2 separate regions of the Mus musculus genome follow, and region 2 is linked to region 1. The links are chromatin loops, found by intact Hi-C in ENCODE. Cell type or tissue: gastrocnemius. All regions are shown on one strand.

The links. Peaks named below come from ENCODE experiments on the same cell type or tissue, not always from the same donor. Only the 100,000 strongest peaks of a DNase experiment are listed, where the experiment ranks them.
Region 2: a loop joins it to region 1, with 4 times the contacts of the local background. A loop is called at or near these places in 12 of 42 quality-filtered maps.

What each region holds. Positions count from the first base shown.
Region 1 is chr10:37,132,822-37,140,821 of GRCm38, forward strand. It overlaps Marcks (myristoylated alanine rich protein kinase C substrate), which reads right to left and starts at 6,105. Exons shown (of 2, transcript NM_008538.2): 1 at 5,613-6,105; 2 at 422-4,114. The coding sequence starts at 5,714. The coding sequence ends at 3,287. 5930403N24Rik (RIKEN cDNA 5930403N24 gene) reads left to right here and starts at 6,711. Exons shown (of 3, transcript NR_166104.1): 1 at 6,711-7,924. In gastrocnemius, a CTCF peak has its summit at 4,282 (motif pointing right); DNase peaks (open chromatin) are centred at 3,458, 4,309, 4,788, 5,054 and 6 more places; H3K4me3 peaks cover 7,077 bases; H3K27ac peaks cover 6,327 bases.
Region 2 is chr10:37,392,779-37,400,778 of GRCm38, forward strand. No RefSeq gene overlaps it. Among named protein-coding and RNA genes, the nearest start is that of Gm31202, 32 kb to the left of the region's middle. In gastrocnemius, no CTCF peak of the experiment used is centred here; DNase peaks (open chromatin) are centred at 4,662, 7,619 and 7,835; H3K4me3 peaks cover 1,894 bases; H3K27ac peaks cover 3,623 bases.

The DNA of each region.
Region 1 (8,000 bases):
AACTGGGACCAACTCCTAAGGGATCTATTTAAAGGGAGTTCAGCGGTGCTTGGTGGCACGCTACTGGAATCCTAGCTCAGGCAGCAGGGTTGTCAGTTCAAGACCAACCTGAATGGTATCATGAGCCTGTCTCGAGGAACTAAACTAAGAGTTCAGAAAGCACTGTGCCCCAACTCCTTAACCTGATCAGCAAGGCTCACTTAACTTTATATCCATATTTGGAAAAAACATGAATGAATTGCTAAGTTTTGCCTTAGCCAATAACTCAATGAGTAAGGCCTCACATTCTAAGTACAGTATCAAGCATGTGTCCTCTAAATCCTAAATTGAGTTATAGAAACACCTTGAAACAGTTATTTCCCCTAAAACTTGAATTAAAACATAAAATCTGTAAAAACACCCTACTTTAGTAGGCTTGATTATATCAACTGGTAAAACTTTATTTACAAGCAATAGGAATTGGACCAAATGATTCTTATAATCCAGAGTGTTCATAACCACAGCAAAGGCCACTGCACACACTGCCAATACAGACTTAATAACACGATTCTCAACTGTACAAGAGTTATTTATTTTCCTTAATCTCAAAGCTATTTTTAGTAGTACAAAAAAGCCATATTAACATTTTTTTTTCCATTAGAAAACAACAGGATGTACAAAACTTTGGATGAAAAGTATGTCAAATTGCATTTAGCCACTTGGAGGAAAATCCACCGCTCCATCAATACCACCCAAAGTGTTTTAGGCAGTGATTAAAATCAAAATAATGCATCTTAATAAATCTCAGCTGTTAAAAGAACAAACCTAGCAATATAGAATACTTTTCTACACAGTATTTTTAACTACTCAGTTCAGGAGTTATTTTTTTAAAACCCATTTCAGTTAAGTCCTACTACATACCAGGCACCATATCTGGCCAACTAGGGGTTCTCAAACAAGTTGGTTAAAGCGGGAACGACCCACCACTCAGTCCTTTGGTTACCAGGTTTGACTTTAATCTTCCAAAACCTCAAGAAACTCAGGGTCAAGTTTATTCTTTCAAGTGTTACTTGGTTTTATTATCAGGGAGGATATTTAGAAAGAAAAGTATCCATTAATTTTGATCTATTATTTCAATTAGAGGAACATTATTGAAAGGCTAATGCTGTTATCTCTTTTTTTAATACGATGTAATATTGAGGTGCCACCAGAGTGGTTCAACTTTACCCTGAACTCCACCCTGCACTCTACTCAAGAAAAGAGCACAACAGGTAGACTATTTTGCATTTAATAAAGCAATGGTAAAAAATAAAAAGAATTCAGTTTAGGGTCCAGTAAAGTAAAAATATCCAGTTATGAGATGGAAAATAAGCAGAAAGTAAACTAGTAAGAGTTAATATATAAAGGATTATCTTTTCATTTGAATAAAAGATGCTAACACTTTGACTAAAAAACAAAAACAAAACCAAGCTTGCAGCTATGCTAATGGCCCAAACTGACAATAAGTCCATTCAACACCATTACTTCCTTATAGAAACCTGTCCATGAAGTATAGCATATCAGTTCAAGAACACTTTGGAAACGAGCCAAACGCTAAGGCTTATACTACATAAACCATCAACATTTAAACAGGTTTGGCCATCTTTTCATGACTTATGTGCAGTCTGAACTCCACATTCTTCCTGATTATAAAATGTAACTTTCTGGACCTGCAATGACAAGGAAACAGTTTATGAAATAGTCTCATAAGACATTTGAAAGTCTTAGGGTCAAGCCACTTTTGTCTTAAAGGACTTATTCTCGCATGCTATAACTAAAAGCAGGTAAATGGTAACAACTGACACAGTATAAGATCTTCCTACATACTTAATTTGACACTGATTATGAATTTCTGAGCTTGAAAACTTCTTATCAAAAACCACAGCCAAATGTACTTTTGATGGCATGCAAGGCCTTCCTAAAAAATTAATCTAAGACCTAGAAGTCAGCCTCAGAACATAAAAAAACACAACAAATTTGTACATTTTATTCACATTTATTTTTTTGCTTTTAGTGTGCTCACAGAAAATTAGAACACCTTAAGCAGGAGTTGAATAGCAATGCTTGTAAGCAACGTTACATTCCAGCTCTATGTCAAATTGGTCAAAGCTCCTCCAGTATTTACAAAACACGAGAGACGAGATGCTACACAAAACCATTGCATCTGAAGATCTGTTTCTCCTTTATTCTCAAAGACAACTGGAAAGGAAAGCATTGTCTGCTGTAATCAAAAAACATACCACAGTATAAACAGTAACCATTCCACGTATCACAGCTTGGTTGAGTTTAAAATTTTGTGTTTAAAAGGTCCAAGATGACTGCAGTTTTACAAAAATGGGCAGGGTGGAGACTTGCAAACTTCATGTGCTTCTGAAGGATATCAAGATTTGTTTTTATACAATAGTCACAGTTAAAAACACCCTGCTGGTAATACATAATTACACTTTATTAAGGTCATAAACCAGCAATAAACAATAAAGCCTATACAACTTGTAGTTCTACTTAATCACTGACTGGTACAGCTAACATGAGATAAGCAGGAAGTTCCTATGGTTTACATGAACTCCTAAGACTATGATCTTTTTTTTTTTTTTTAAATCTGGGTATTGGTGTTTTTATTTTTTTCTCTTTCCTTCTTATTCAAAACGTGTAGTGTTGTAAACCTGCCTCACAAAATACATCGTAATAATTTTTCTTTAAAAAAAAAAAGAAAGAAAGAAAGAAAGAAAGAAAGAAAGAAAGAAAGAAAGGACAAGAACCCTAAGCCTTTACACCCACCACCATTTTAGTGGCATATTATCTTGGCAATGTTATGCACTGCTTCAATTTCCCATAGTGGCCCCTATCACTTCATTTGTTATTCCTTTTGACCCACCCATCTCCTTCATATATGGGTATGTCTATAGATCTGACAAAGAAAGTTTACACTTTTTTAATAAAGATGCAAAGTATGCAAAAAACATTAATACTGATGCCAAAAAAAAAAAAAAAAAGTAAAAGTAAAGAAAGAAGGCAGAGGAAGCTGTCTAACACGTCCTCGGCCTGTCGGAATGGTGGAAACAACTATCTGAGATGGGATCTGTGGGGAAGGGGGCTTAAAAAAAACAAAAAACAAAAAATTTGCTGCTTAAAAAAAATGTGAAATTTAAAAAAAAATCTTTAAAATCAATCCCTGGTTGTAGACAAGTTCTCCAAAACCAGTACCTGGCACCACTCCAACAAACAAACTGGGGGGAAAAGTTCTTGAATTGCGTGAGGGCTCTGGAGCTTACTCGGCCGTTGGCGCGGGGGGCGCCTCCGGACTGCACTCGGGCTGCGGCTCCGGCGACGCGGCGGGGGCTGCGGACGCCGCGGCCTCGTCGGTGGCAGCGGGCGCCTCCTGCTCAGGCCCTGCGGCGGAGGACGCATCGCCCGCGGTGGCGCCGGGCGCGGGCTCCTCCGCCTTCTCCCCCGCCGCCTCCGACTGCTCCTCCGCCTGCGGCTCCTCCGCCGCGGGCTGCTCCGGCTGCTCCGGCTGCTCGGGCTCCGCCGCCTCGGCCTCCCGGGGCTCTCCGCCCGCCGCGCCCTCGGCGCCCGCCCCGCCTGCCTGCTCCCCGGGGGCCGCGGCCCCCTCGCCGCCCGCTGCGGCTGCAGCCTCGTCCTTGGCGCCTTCCGCGGTCGCTCCCTCTGCTTCAGCGCCCTCGCCCGACTCCTTCTTGCTCTTCTTGAAGGAGAAGCCGCTCAGCTTGAAGGACTTCTTGAAGGAAAAGCGCTTCTTTTTTTTTTTCGGGGTCTCGCTGCTGGGCGACGGCGCGGCCCCGTCCTCCGCCTTGGGCGACGACGTGGAGGAGGCGGACGCGCCCTCGGCCTCGGCGGCCGGGGAGCTGGGCTCGGCGGGCTCGGCCTCCGCAGCCTCCTTGTCGGCCGCGCCGGCGCCCGGCTCGGTGGCCGCGGCAGCCTCATCCTTTTCGGCCGCGGCGGGGGTCGCGGCACTGCCGCTCGCGGGCTCCTCCTTGTCGGCGGCCGGGGCGCTGCCGTTGGCTTGCAGCTCCTCCTTGGCGCCCGGCTCGGCGGCGGCGGGAGACGCGTCCCCGTTCACTTTTACGTGGCCATTCTCCTGCGGGGCAGAAAGAAAAAGACGGGGGCGTCACTCGGAGCGACCGACCCGCGCGGGGCAAGCTTCCGTGCCCGGCGGCCGGGGAGTGGACACAAGTCGCCCACATTCTGAGGCCTGCATCAGGTTCCCTTCCCTCCGCCTCGAGCAACGGGAGCTCCCGGGGCTGCGCGTTCCCGGGTGGCGCCGGCAGGGGGCGCTGCTCCTCCACCGCGCGGAGCGCAGCGGGGCGCGGGCGGGAGGGCGCCCAGGGGCGGGGCCACCCCACCCTGCCTAGCCGGGCCCTGCCCGCAGGCCGAGGCGCCCCCGAGCTGGGGATCGCGCAGCCCGGGAGTCCGCAAACAAAGCTCAGGTGGCTGCCCCGGTCGGCCTCTCCGAGGCTCGGCAACCAGCAGGGCTGGGGAAAACCCATTATGTCTGAAGTCTGGCCTCCGCTTCCACGCCCACCTTCGCCCATCATTCTGCAAATTGGGGTGCGCCCGGGCAGCTCCTTTTTGCATTTTTAACGGGTTTAAAGGCTCTTGACAGAGCACGTCTTGCCCCGGTAGGTTTAGAGCAGGCCTTTTTTTTTTTTTTTTTTTTTTTTTTTTTTTTTGGCTCTAGGAAAAGAGGCGTGGTGGGTGCTCGCTGTTTGGAAAGCAGCCACCCATGGCCGACCTCTTGAGCCCACCCAACCATGGCTCTCTGCCTGGGTCGCAGCAGCACTGAGGCAATCCTCGAGGGTGGCCAAGGTGCCACTCACACGAACAGTCCAGACCAAAACACCAGAACTGCTCCCTTCTTGGCAGGCAGGAAAGGGTCTTCAAAAACCCACTGAGAATTCCCACCACACCAGGATACCATTTGAAAAGTCATATGGGTGTGTAATTACACAGCTACCAAAGGGGGAGGGGAAGGGCCATCGCAAAGGCACTTGGAAAAGCTGCCTGTCCGGCTCTAACCAGCCACCTTTCCAAGAACCCGAGGCATACTGCCTCTGGATACAATAAGACAAGCCTTCTCAGCTTGCCTTTCTCCACCGCCATCCGCGTTGGCTCCCCCCTTCCTACACACACATACACACGCGCGCGCACACACACAACCACACCAGAAATCTCAAAGACGACCCAATCTCGACAATAAATACGTGAGCCACCCAAACACCACTGTGGCCCCAAATACAAATGCAACCTGGAGGGGCGTTGGGGGGGGGGTGCATCTAACTAGTCACGTTCAGCCAATCTCCAAACCACGCCATTTTAGACGATTTATCACTCTTCCTCCGGTCTACTCAAGAATTGGCCAGGATCCTTAGGAACCACTCCTTTGGGGTGGGGGTGGAGGGTACCCTTCCTATGAAAAATTGACAATTTAGGCTATCATTACCCATTCAACTTTCAGACTAGAATCTGGCTAGGCTCCCCTCCCTCGAATGCATCTCGGGCGCGACCAGAGGGAAGACGAGGCGTCCAGATTAGAGAAAGACACCCAAGAAATGCCAAGAACCACAGGTAGAATTTACCTGCCCATTTGCTTTGGAAGGCGACGAGGCCACAGCCGCCTCCCCGGGCCTCTCGGCGGTGGCTTCTCCCTTCGCTGCGGTCTTGGAGAACTGGGCACCCATGCTGGCTTCTTCAACAAAGAAACTCAACAGATCCAAGAGAGGAAACAAAGAGCCTTCGGTTGGTGTAACGACGGGGCGAGCAGCAGCAGCAGCAACAGCGGCGGCGGCACACACACCGGAGGGAGGGGGTGGGGGTGGCGAGGAGGACAGAAGAGACCCGATTAAATACTCCGGATAAAAAATTTTTAGTCGAAGAGATCAAAAAAGCAGCAGCGCAGGAAGGAGGGAAAAAGGTGGAAAAGTCGAGCACAAAAAAGGAGCCCAAGTGTAGTTTTTTTAAAAAAAGAAGTAATAAAAAAAAATCCCAGATTTGTAGCCGCACTGTAGACAAGAGGAAAATGGAGAAATCTCCCTGGTTGCTAATAAGATGCGGGGTCCAACGCCCAAGTGCACAGATGAATGGGCTCGCGGGCGCTGACGCGGCCCCCGCGCGCGCTGGCCAATCCGCGCGCCGCACACAAAGCAGGGGGCGGGGCCTGCGCTCCGGGCGAACAATGGAGCCGCGCTTTGCAAACGGTTTGAAAATCAGCCTCAGACCAAGAATTAATGTCTTCCAAATAAATAAATCAATTAAAAAATACGTGCTTCTCGTCTCCCTCGGCCTGAAAATAATAATGCATGTCTTGATTGGCTTGCTTTGTTTGGAATTAATTAACGCGGGAGGGGGTACTTATGGATGGGGGCGGAGAAAGCTTTAACTTGACTCGCATTGACTCTTGCCGGTCTATATCCGCGTCTGTCTCTAGCCATTCTCTCCCCTCCCCCATCTTTCCCGTGTGTTTACGTGTATAAGTGTGTATACGAGTGTTAAAGACAATGGGTAGGATTTGTGTGCTAGCAGCATTTTTTCCCTCCGCACTCCATAAGGGTTTCACAGATAGTGCGCAAGGATTTTTTTTTTTGGGGGGGGGTGTTTCTTTTTTTAAAAAAACTGCTGCAATTGTTAAATCGTCCCACACTGAAAGGTATTTAAACCACGAAGATCGAATTTCATCTAGCAAGATCTCCAGTTGGAATTAGGTCTGTAGGCCAGATGTGGGAAACGCAAAAACAGCAAACAGCCTAAGCCATGCTCGTTCCTTTCTCTCCTAGAGGCGTGAAATAAAATATTTTGAAATTGGTCCTTGGAGCACCTCAAATCGCGTCTCTCCAACTATTCCAATTACCGATCACTTTTCCACAAAACATTGTGAGGACCATTTTCAGAAGATCGAAACTTGCTAGCATGTTATCACTGTAAGAAACGACATCATTAATTTTCCTCTGTGGTAAAACTAGACCGAGCCTTGAGTGTACGAATCCATATTTACAGTTGGGAGGCAGCTACTCTCGTCGACACGGGTTGTTTTCCTAGCCTGCTGCCAACATCGGAGGGACTCTCATTTTGAACTTGTCTGTGCACAGCATCAAGTGTGCTCCTGGAAGAGAGGCAACAGCGAGGAAATCCTAAAAGACCGAGTCCTAGTCTCAGAAGAAATCGCCTGCAAGGTTGAGAGACAGAAAGAAAATCCCTGGAGACTCCACGTCTAACCCAGGCTAAAGGCAAAGCTCTACAGCGGTGTGTAGGATATCTCTCTCGTTCGCTACAGCCCTTGCCACCGAAGTACCAGACGCTTTTAGTGTGTGAAAGACCAGGCGTTGATTTAATGTATCTGGAAGGGAGAGGGGATAGAGGATGCAACTTAATAAATATTCCTCTAGTCTCGCTCATGAAAACATCCAAAACATCTTTCGGCGTTTGCATTTAATGACTGCAACGTGAACGATGGAGGCGAGAAGCAGTCGAGGGAATGGCTCGTTTCTCTTAGTGTTGGCTCGGAATTGTCAAACAGTTACTTTCTGTTCATTGTAGGGAAATAGGTCACACTTTGAGTGAAAAGGACAGTTGGTTCAAGCCAATAACCCTTTGTTCAAGTGCTGTTTGACAGTCCCTGAGCAGAACATCGTTGCGTGAAGTTTCATCTCCTGTCCAGTACCTTTAGATACATTATTAAATCCCAAAGTCATATTCCACGGAGCGCCTGGAAGGAATATTTCGTCGAAACGCGTCTTGCCAACCAACGTGTTAGCACCCGTAAGGAAGCCTGCTGGACTGGCCCGAGAACCCGGCCGCCAGGATGGACACGAATCCCTCATTAGCAGTTCCAACTTGAAAAGTCAACTGGGCTGGTCCAACACCACCATCCAGGAGATTCCCAAAGGCTCAAAAGGCAATCTGTGCACCCACCCCACGGGAACCTTGCCCCTTCCTCTGCGTCTCCCTCCGGTTTTAAATTGGGATGATTG
Region 2 (8,000 bases), 260 kb after region 1:
ATTAATTTCCTTCACTTAGTTCCTTCCTTCTAAAGGTACCACAGCCTCCCAGAACAATGCCACCACCTAGGGACCACTCATGAGCCTATAGGGGACATTGTATATCTAAACCATGAGAGTCACATATATAGTGTTTTAATTTAGTTGCCTCTCTACTACTGTGATGAGTCACTATGATCAAGGCAAATAATGAAAGAAAGAATCTACTGGGAGCTTATAGTTTCAGAAGATGGGTCCATGACCATCATAGCAGGGAGCATGACAGAAAGCAAGCAGGCATGGCACTGGAGGGGTAGCTGAGAGCTAACATTTGACTTAAAGATAGGGGTGGGGGAGAGAGAGAGAGAGAGAGAGAGAGAGAGAGAGAGAGAGAGAGCCAGAGCCAATTGGGAATGGTATGGGTTTTTAAAACCTCAAAGCCTACTCACTTTCCCAACAAGACCACATTGTCTAATCATGCTCAAACAGTTCTCCAGTTGGGGATCAGTCAAATACAAGCGTATATAGGGACCATTCTCATTCAAATCACTACATTTACTCAGTTCCACACTGAGATTATAGTCAAGGTTGGTATTGAAGCTAGAGTATAGGATTAGAAATTGCTTTGTTAGAAAATGCTTGAGGTGCTTGGTGTAGTGGCACATGCCTTTAAATCTATCCCTGTGGAGGTGGCAGGTGGATCTCTGAGTTCAAGGCCAGCCTGCCATCTACAGAATGTGTTCCAGGACAGCCAGGGCTACGTAGATCAACCTTATCTTGAAAAACTAAAACAAGTAAAAAGAAAGGAGATGCCTGAGGTTAGGATTATTAGGTCTTCTAGAATAGCATCAGAAGGGAAGAGATGCTTTTAGAATTTTGAAATTTACACATACATTTCAGATCAGATAGACCATCAAAAAGATGGCTAAGGTTGGGCACATAGCTTAGTAAATCATAAAATGCTGGTGTCAGTCCCAAACACTATGGAAATGAGGGATGGGATTGCATGTCTAGATCCAGCACTGGGGAGGTAGAGGCAGGAGAATAAAAAGTTGTCCTTGGTGACATAGTGACTTTGAGACTATCTTGGGTTGTATGAGACCTTATCTAAAAATAAATGATGGATTTATTTCTGAAAAGTTAATAATTGTTTGAAATCATATTTTACTATAATATTTTCTAAGGTTTACTCACCATCTTATTGCAATCGCCACTTGAAAATGATAGGTTTTATGCTTTTTCAGTTTAAAACATAATTTGATCTATTTTAATTCACAACAAAGGGTAAAACTATGGGATAAAAATCTAAAGAAAGTGCCAGTGGTTTCTTAATGGAGTGCTCTGGACATCTTCCAAGTAAGGACACTCCACCGGTAAGGATTCTTATAGTGATTCACAAGATGTGGCACCTTCCAACACATAAATTAAGATAAGTAAAAGAAATAACAACTAGTAGGACAAAGATAAAAGACCTAGCTCAATAAAAGGACTTGAAAGTAACAACAAACTTCACATAATATACATTAAGCATTCAAAACTTGATCTCTGAGTCCTATCTTCTTCAGTCAAGTTATGAGTAACTTCAAAACTTAGTCCTATAATTTATATAGGAAGATAAAAGACTGTGAAGAGAGAAAATAAAGAGTCAAGACCAAGTGAAAACAAAGTATTGTAAAAATATTGTCTAAAAAAACCCACTGGTTCAGAAAACACATAGATAAGTAGACAATGGGACAGGGTAAAGTGGGGAAAATAGGGAAAAATACAAATGGCTGAGATAACATTCTTCACATAAGGGAGAGAAAAATTAGCTTACACATGAAAGAAAATAATTTGGCATGACACACTGCATTTAAAGAGGAAAAGGAAAACAACCCCACTCTTCAATTGACTAATGGCCTACCTTTGAAAGGGAAAGCTCTAAAGCTTTTATGGAAGATAATACAGGAATTTATCTTTGTGATTTCATTTGTGGAGACCCCAGCAGTGCCTGAAACACAAATGAAAAGAAGAAAAGTTAGTGCACTCCTCAATATCCAAATATAATCTTTCTGCTTAACAAAGAACTCCACAAGCAAAGAGTAGGTGGATGTAGAATGGAAGGCCTTTGTGATGTGAAAACCGACAGGCGATAATTGCACTGGATACATACATGCTGGACCAATGCATCGATCTGCTGCTATCAAGCAAATGAGTCAGAAACTCTGTGAACCCGATAAAACATGAACAGAATATAGAAATGGAAGTTCACAAATGCATGGGGGTGAGAAGCAAATGAAGAATACAAATAGGAACAGATGTTTCCCAACAGTTATTCAAAATAGAACATCAGATCCTTAAAAATGCTGGGTACAGGATGGTAACCTCTCTTTGAGTAGTAATTTGGCAGTATTTAGTAAAATTGAATATTTGGAAACTATGATCCACCCACCCTTCTCCTGGTATGCACGAAGAGAGATGTGATGATCTACTACCCCCTCTCCTTGTATGCGCCCCAGAGAAAAATCTGTGATCCAACTACCCCATTTTGTATGTACTCCAGAAAAATGCTAGGCTCCAAGAGCCCCACTTCTGGTATGCACCCAGAGAACTTCTTCCCATCATTGAAAGACCTGTTTATTATCATGAGAAATTTGGTTTATTTTAAAAACATAAAAACATTTTACTAATATGTTTTTATTTTAATCCCAAGTGCGGAGATATGGGGCTGCTTTGGACCGGAGCAGCTGACTTTGCCATGTGCTTTACCAGAGGTGCGGTTTTGCCAGCTACAGTTAGCTTCTGCAGTTGTGTGATGTTTGAAATTCTGGGAACTTTTCAGAGGGTCTATAAATGCTAGGGCCTTGAGATGGGGTTGGGGGTGATTGTTGGTCATTCAGAGGATTTGGATACGGCTTCTTAGTAGTCACATTCAAAGAAGAAACAAAGAAGGAGAGAAATTAGTTTCAGGGATCTTTATCTCTTGATCCCCTCTCTCCTCCTTTCTCTCTTATCTAGTGATGGGGATGAACTGGCGGGTGGGTGAAATAAAGGGCAGGAAAAAGAAGAACCCACAAAGTAGTAAAGACCAATTACAGTTTATACTGCAGTTCTGCTTTTTATGCCAGGATTAGAGAGAACAATATGTGTTCATCAATAGAGGGATGTAAACCATGAGACCTAGGTTCATTCAAGCCATAGTCTTCCAGGAGGCCCTCAATAAAAATCAAATATATCTTCTACCATGCTTGGATTCTGAATTGAGGAATGAGAAAAAGAAAGTTGCTAGGCATTGGTAGACCACACCTTTAATCTCAGCACTCTGAGAGGCAAAGACAGGTGGATCTTTGTGAGTTCAAGGCCAGCCTGGACTACAACTCAAGTTCCAGAATAGCCAGGACTGTTGCACAGAGAAACCCTATGTCAAAAACAAAACAAAACAAACAAACAAACAAAAACCTGCGACCACCACCACCAACCAAACAACCAATCCAAATCTCCAAAACAATGGACTGTCTAAATGTTACCTTCGTTACTGATGGCAGCACTCTGCAGGTGTTTTAGAGAGGAAAAGGGTTAAACTGGAAAATAGAAGGCAGCACATCAATGCTGTGCCCAGTATCCTGGTGGATTTCATACCTGAGCAGGGGGTAGTGGGTGTACTGTCACAGTCAGGGCCCCTGAGAAGGGACAGAGCAGAGTGTGCTTATCAAGAAGTCATACACTCTCTTAGAACCATAATGAAAGACACAGAGGAAAAAAGGCTCTTCAGAGGAAGGTAGTATCTGGTGTGAGATCAAAGTGTCATGTTAGTGAAAAAAATGAGAGAATACAATTTATAGTTTACTATCACATGCAAATCAAAAGCTACACACAGAGCACAATTGAATACTAGGAATTTTTTAAAAAAGATATACACTTAAGAGAATTCATAGGTGGTAGGTTTGAAAGAAAGAAATTACATGCATTGTAAGCTTAGTTGTGTCTATGGAGACGTAGTTTTATTTATTTGTTTAAATAAAAGAGACTTACGCAGATAAAGGGAAACAGGGTGATTTGAAGTGATGTCAGTGGACAACTCCTTTCCTTACTAAGAAAACACCAAGAATGTAGAAACTACAGCACAGCAGTGCTTTAATATATATGACCAGAAACATCAGACAACAAGAAAAAAGACCGCAACAATAGGGTCAAATTTCCAATATGGACAAGATATTTGGGGACTTTCTAATGCCTAGAATCTTTTGACATGGTTCGTTCTCTCTTTATAAAAATCAAAGTTTAACGCGTAGCTTTTGGTCGAGCTGGAGAAGCGAATGGAAATCACACTTATAACCTCGGTGTCCTTTGAACTTCGGGTTATACTTTTCTCTTCCAGGTCCACTTTTTATCTAGCTCTCCGCTCCCATTTCTCACTAGTGATTATGAGATGTTGTGTTAAGTCAGTTCCTTTCCCAGAACTAAAACAGGAAGACAACCGGCTTTTCTATCTGTGTGGAATAAATATCATAAAAGAAATCTAGCAAACTGCACCTCCTTTCGTGGAGCTGGGTTGGGGATCCAGCCAGGGCGGGGCGGGTTAGACATGGCTTAGGAAGGACATGGCTGAGCCCAAGGCTGTCGCGGGTCTGCTAAACTGCACAGAGTGCCACTTGCAAAGTCCCTCTCTGCCCCATGGCGACAGATGGTCTTTCTTCTGCCTGTGTGTGTGAAGGGGGTGGGGAGTGGTCATAACAATAAGCAGCAGTAGCCACTTGACAGCTTCTTGCTGCCAGGAATTTGCATGGGGGTGGGGGCGGGGCGCTTGCTGCCATCTGGAGAACTTCAGCTCACTGAGGAAGAACCGGTGTCTCCGCCTGTATGCGCCCTAGTGGGTGTTGGGATCTGGGATCTGGACTCCCGGGGAAAGCAGAGAGCAAGAAGCAAATCCCCAGTGAGGCTTCTGCTGCTCTGGGGAAGAGAGACTGGACCTGCACGCTGGGCTGGCTGGGCGGAGGTTATGCCCACAGGTCTGGCACTTCAGAATGATTCAGGTCAGCCACGGTGTCGCCTTTGGAACATGGGTTTGTTTACCCACCAGTAGTTGGTGGGGGACATGTGGACTGGAAAAGAGGAAACCCAAACCTGTACCCCTTTCCCATGACCTCCGGAGGAAAGTTCAGTGAGGCAAAAGGCTGACCATACACCCCAGGGACGCTTTTCTCAGACCACAGTGCTGTGCATTATAAACACATGTGCAACTCATTTAATTAAACACATAACAGCTGCTGAGATGTTTGTGCGTTTAAAAAGCAAAATGTATTTTCAGTGCATTTTAAAAAATAAGTTTTTTTATTCGAAATACCAATTGAAACCATGTGGTCTCCTTTTTACTAAAAAAATAAAAATTTCTCCAAAATATGTTCAGTGGATATTTAAGATTTACTGGGATAAAAAAGGCAGCTTTAACAAAATATTATTGTGTTGGGGAATGTATTCTATAGCTAAAAAGAATTAACATAAAAAAGAATTAATATTATCAGCCCATGGGTTGTAGTTAATAGATAATCCCAAAGCTTTATAAGCTCTCGAATCTTCCAGAATCTCCAGCACCAAAAACAAATAAAAAAAAAAATACAAAAACCAAAATAACAACAAAACAAACAAGCAAGCAAAATACAATAAAGTTCCACATGGGAGAATAAAAAGACATGATCGGATATGTGTTAATTATGGGCTAATGAAATAAATGAGAGTAAATCTCTGTTTTCTGTGCTGGGATTTTCAGGGTGGAAACCATAATATTTCTTTTATTACCCCAGCGGCTAACCCAATTCCACTACGAAGGAGGAGCCTGTTTTTCAGCCTGAGTAGTGACAATGAACACAGGTTAATACTGACAAACCTAACACTAAGCCCACAGAAGTACTTGCAAGTGGCATCTGGAATCTAAGAGGTAAACCATCATGGTGAGACCAGCAAGTTCTCAGTAGCTGCCACTTCTGGTCCTCATCCAGCTAACCTGAATGTATGTGTGCCCCAATCTCTGAAACAATAAATTCTCTGAGTTTAGGATACTAACAGGTGAGCTTTTGGGTCCCATAAAGATGGCAGACATGAGTCCAGAATTTTTAAGTATTCAATCAAGGCAGCTTTCTAACTCGCTGAAAGCTATGTCTACACAGTGTGCAAATGCTAAGGCACACGTGTTTATAGGTACACTGCATTATTTCAGAGAATGTGAACTCTTTGCTCTGTGGTGGCTCAAGTTTGAAATTTATACTTCTTTAAAAACTTTTTTTTGGGGGGGTCTATGAAGTCTTAGCTATCCTGGAACTTGTATGTTAACCAGGCTGACCTCAGACTCATAGAGATCTGCCTGTCTTGGAGTCTAGAAAGCGAAGATTAAAGGAATATGCCACCATAGCCCACAAATTGATACTTTTGAGCTGGGCCAGACTTAGTGGCACATCTTCAAATCCTAGTATTTTGGAGGCAGGCAGATCTCTGTGAGTTTTGAGTTTAAGGCCAGCCTGATTCACATAGTGAGCTATAAGCAAGTTAGGGTTACATAGAGAGACTTGTCTCAAACAAACAAACAAACAAATCTTTTAAATGCAATTGGCCTACATTTTTAGGTAGAGTTAATGACTTAATTTGGTATTGATGGGGCTTATAAAATAACTATGAACACCATTCTATCATAGTATTTCATGAACCATTCAAGTTTATGAGAATGAACAGACAGACAGAGGCACCTAGGGTGTGACATTTAAGACTCAATCTGGTACAAGAATGAATCAAACTGTAACTTTCCTCGAACCCCTTGAATTAGATGTTCTACAGAAGGCCAACCAAAGGCTTAAAAATCTAATTACGTTCTGAACCTAAATTTATTAGTTGAATGGTTACCATGGGGATCATTTTCACACCATATTGCTTCCCAAATGTACACACAGAATTAGGGTGCTAGTTAGCTAAGTATGTTATGAGCCTTCACTCTGCAAAGATCTTATGTGGCAAAAAGGGGCACCCATTTCTTTCCAGAAAAGAAAGAAAAGGTAATGTCTCAGTCCTGGCAACAGTTAATCCATGGGATAAAATAGTGTTTGAATATATTTCTTCCTCTAGGAAATATATTGACTCACTGTTCTTAAAAATTATTAGTTTGTTCTGTATAGTTTCATAAATTTTTAAAATAACTTTTCAGGTTTCTTCTTCCAGTATTTGAATTCCTCAAAGAAGCACAGATCTTTCTCCTATCACTCCCAACCCTTTCCAGTTTCATGATTGAACATTTTTACATTCAGTAGGGGAAAAAATGAACCTAATATTATAATGATTACATATCCCATGTTCTCATACACAGGTAATAAATACAGAAATCAAGGATAAGATGCTGTTAGTCACTTTTAAGTGCTTTCCCAGTTTGAAAGATTTTATGCACTCATAGAAATGTTTTCCTTTCTGCCTCACTGGGTTGCACTTTTGCTTTGATATCTGAGAAAGACGAGGAGGGTAATGAAATATATCTCTTGAGCCAAGAAACTAGAGAAAAATCATAATTTTAAGAAAAAAATGGTGGCGATGTTTAAATAGATTACATTTCATCTGGCTGCTCTTAATTACAGCTACCCGCCCACAAGCTGTTGCAAAGGTCCCCTGGAGACAACTTCCAAGCTATTTATGGGCTCTTCAGAGGAGAAGCTATGAGAATGTCTTTTTCATGCTATTCTCTTTAAACTTTCATTTTCAATAGCCCACAATTAGCTCCCTGGAATGAGGATGTATATTGGGCTAAATATGCAGGGGTCATAATTTTCTGACCTACTTCCTCCTTCACGTCCAAATAATGTGGAAGGAATTCATTCCAGATCCTGTTTGTCTGCCGTGCTAATTCACAATGACATCTCAGCTCTCTTGATTTCAAAGCGTCCTGTGATTTTTAAAGTAGCAATTTCCTATTTGAAGGAATCCATTACCGTGCCAACAGGAATGTTGGTTGAGTGGAATTGCTCTCTCCACTAGTCAGTTACATGAAGAAAGTTTAACTTAGGGATGAG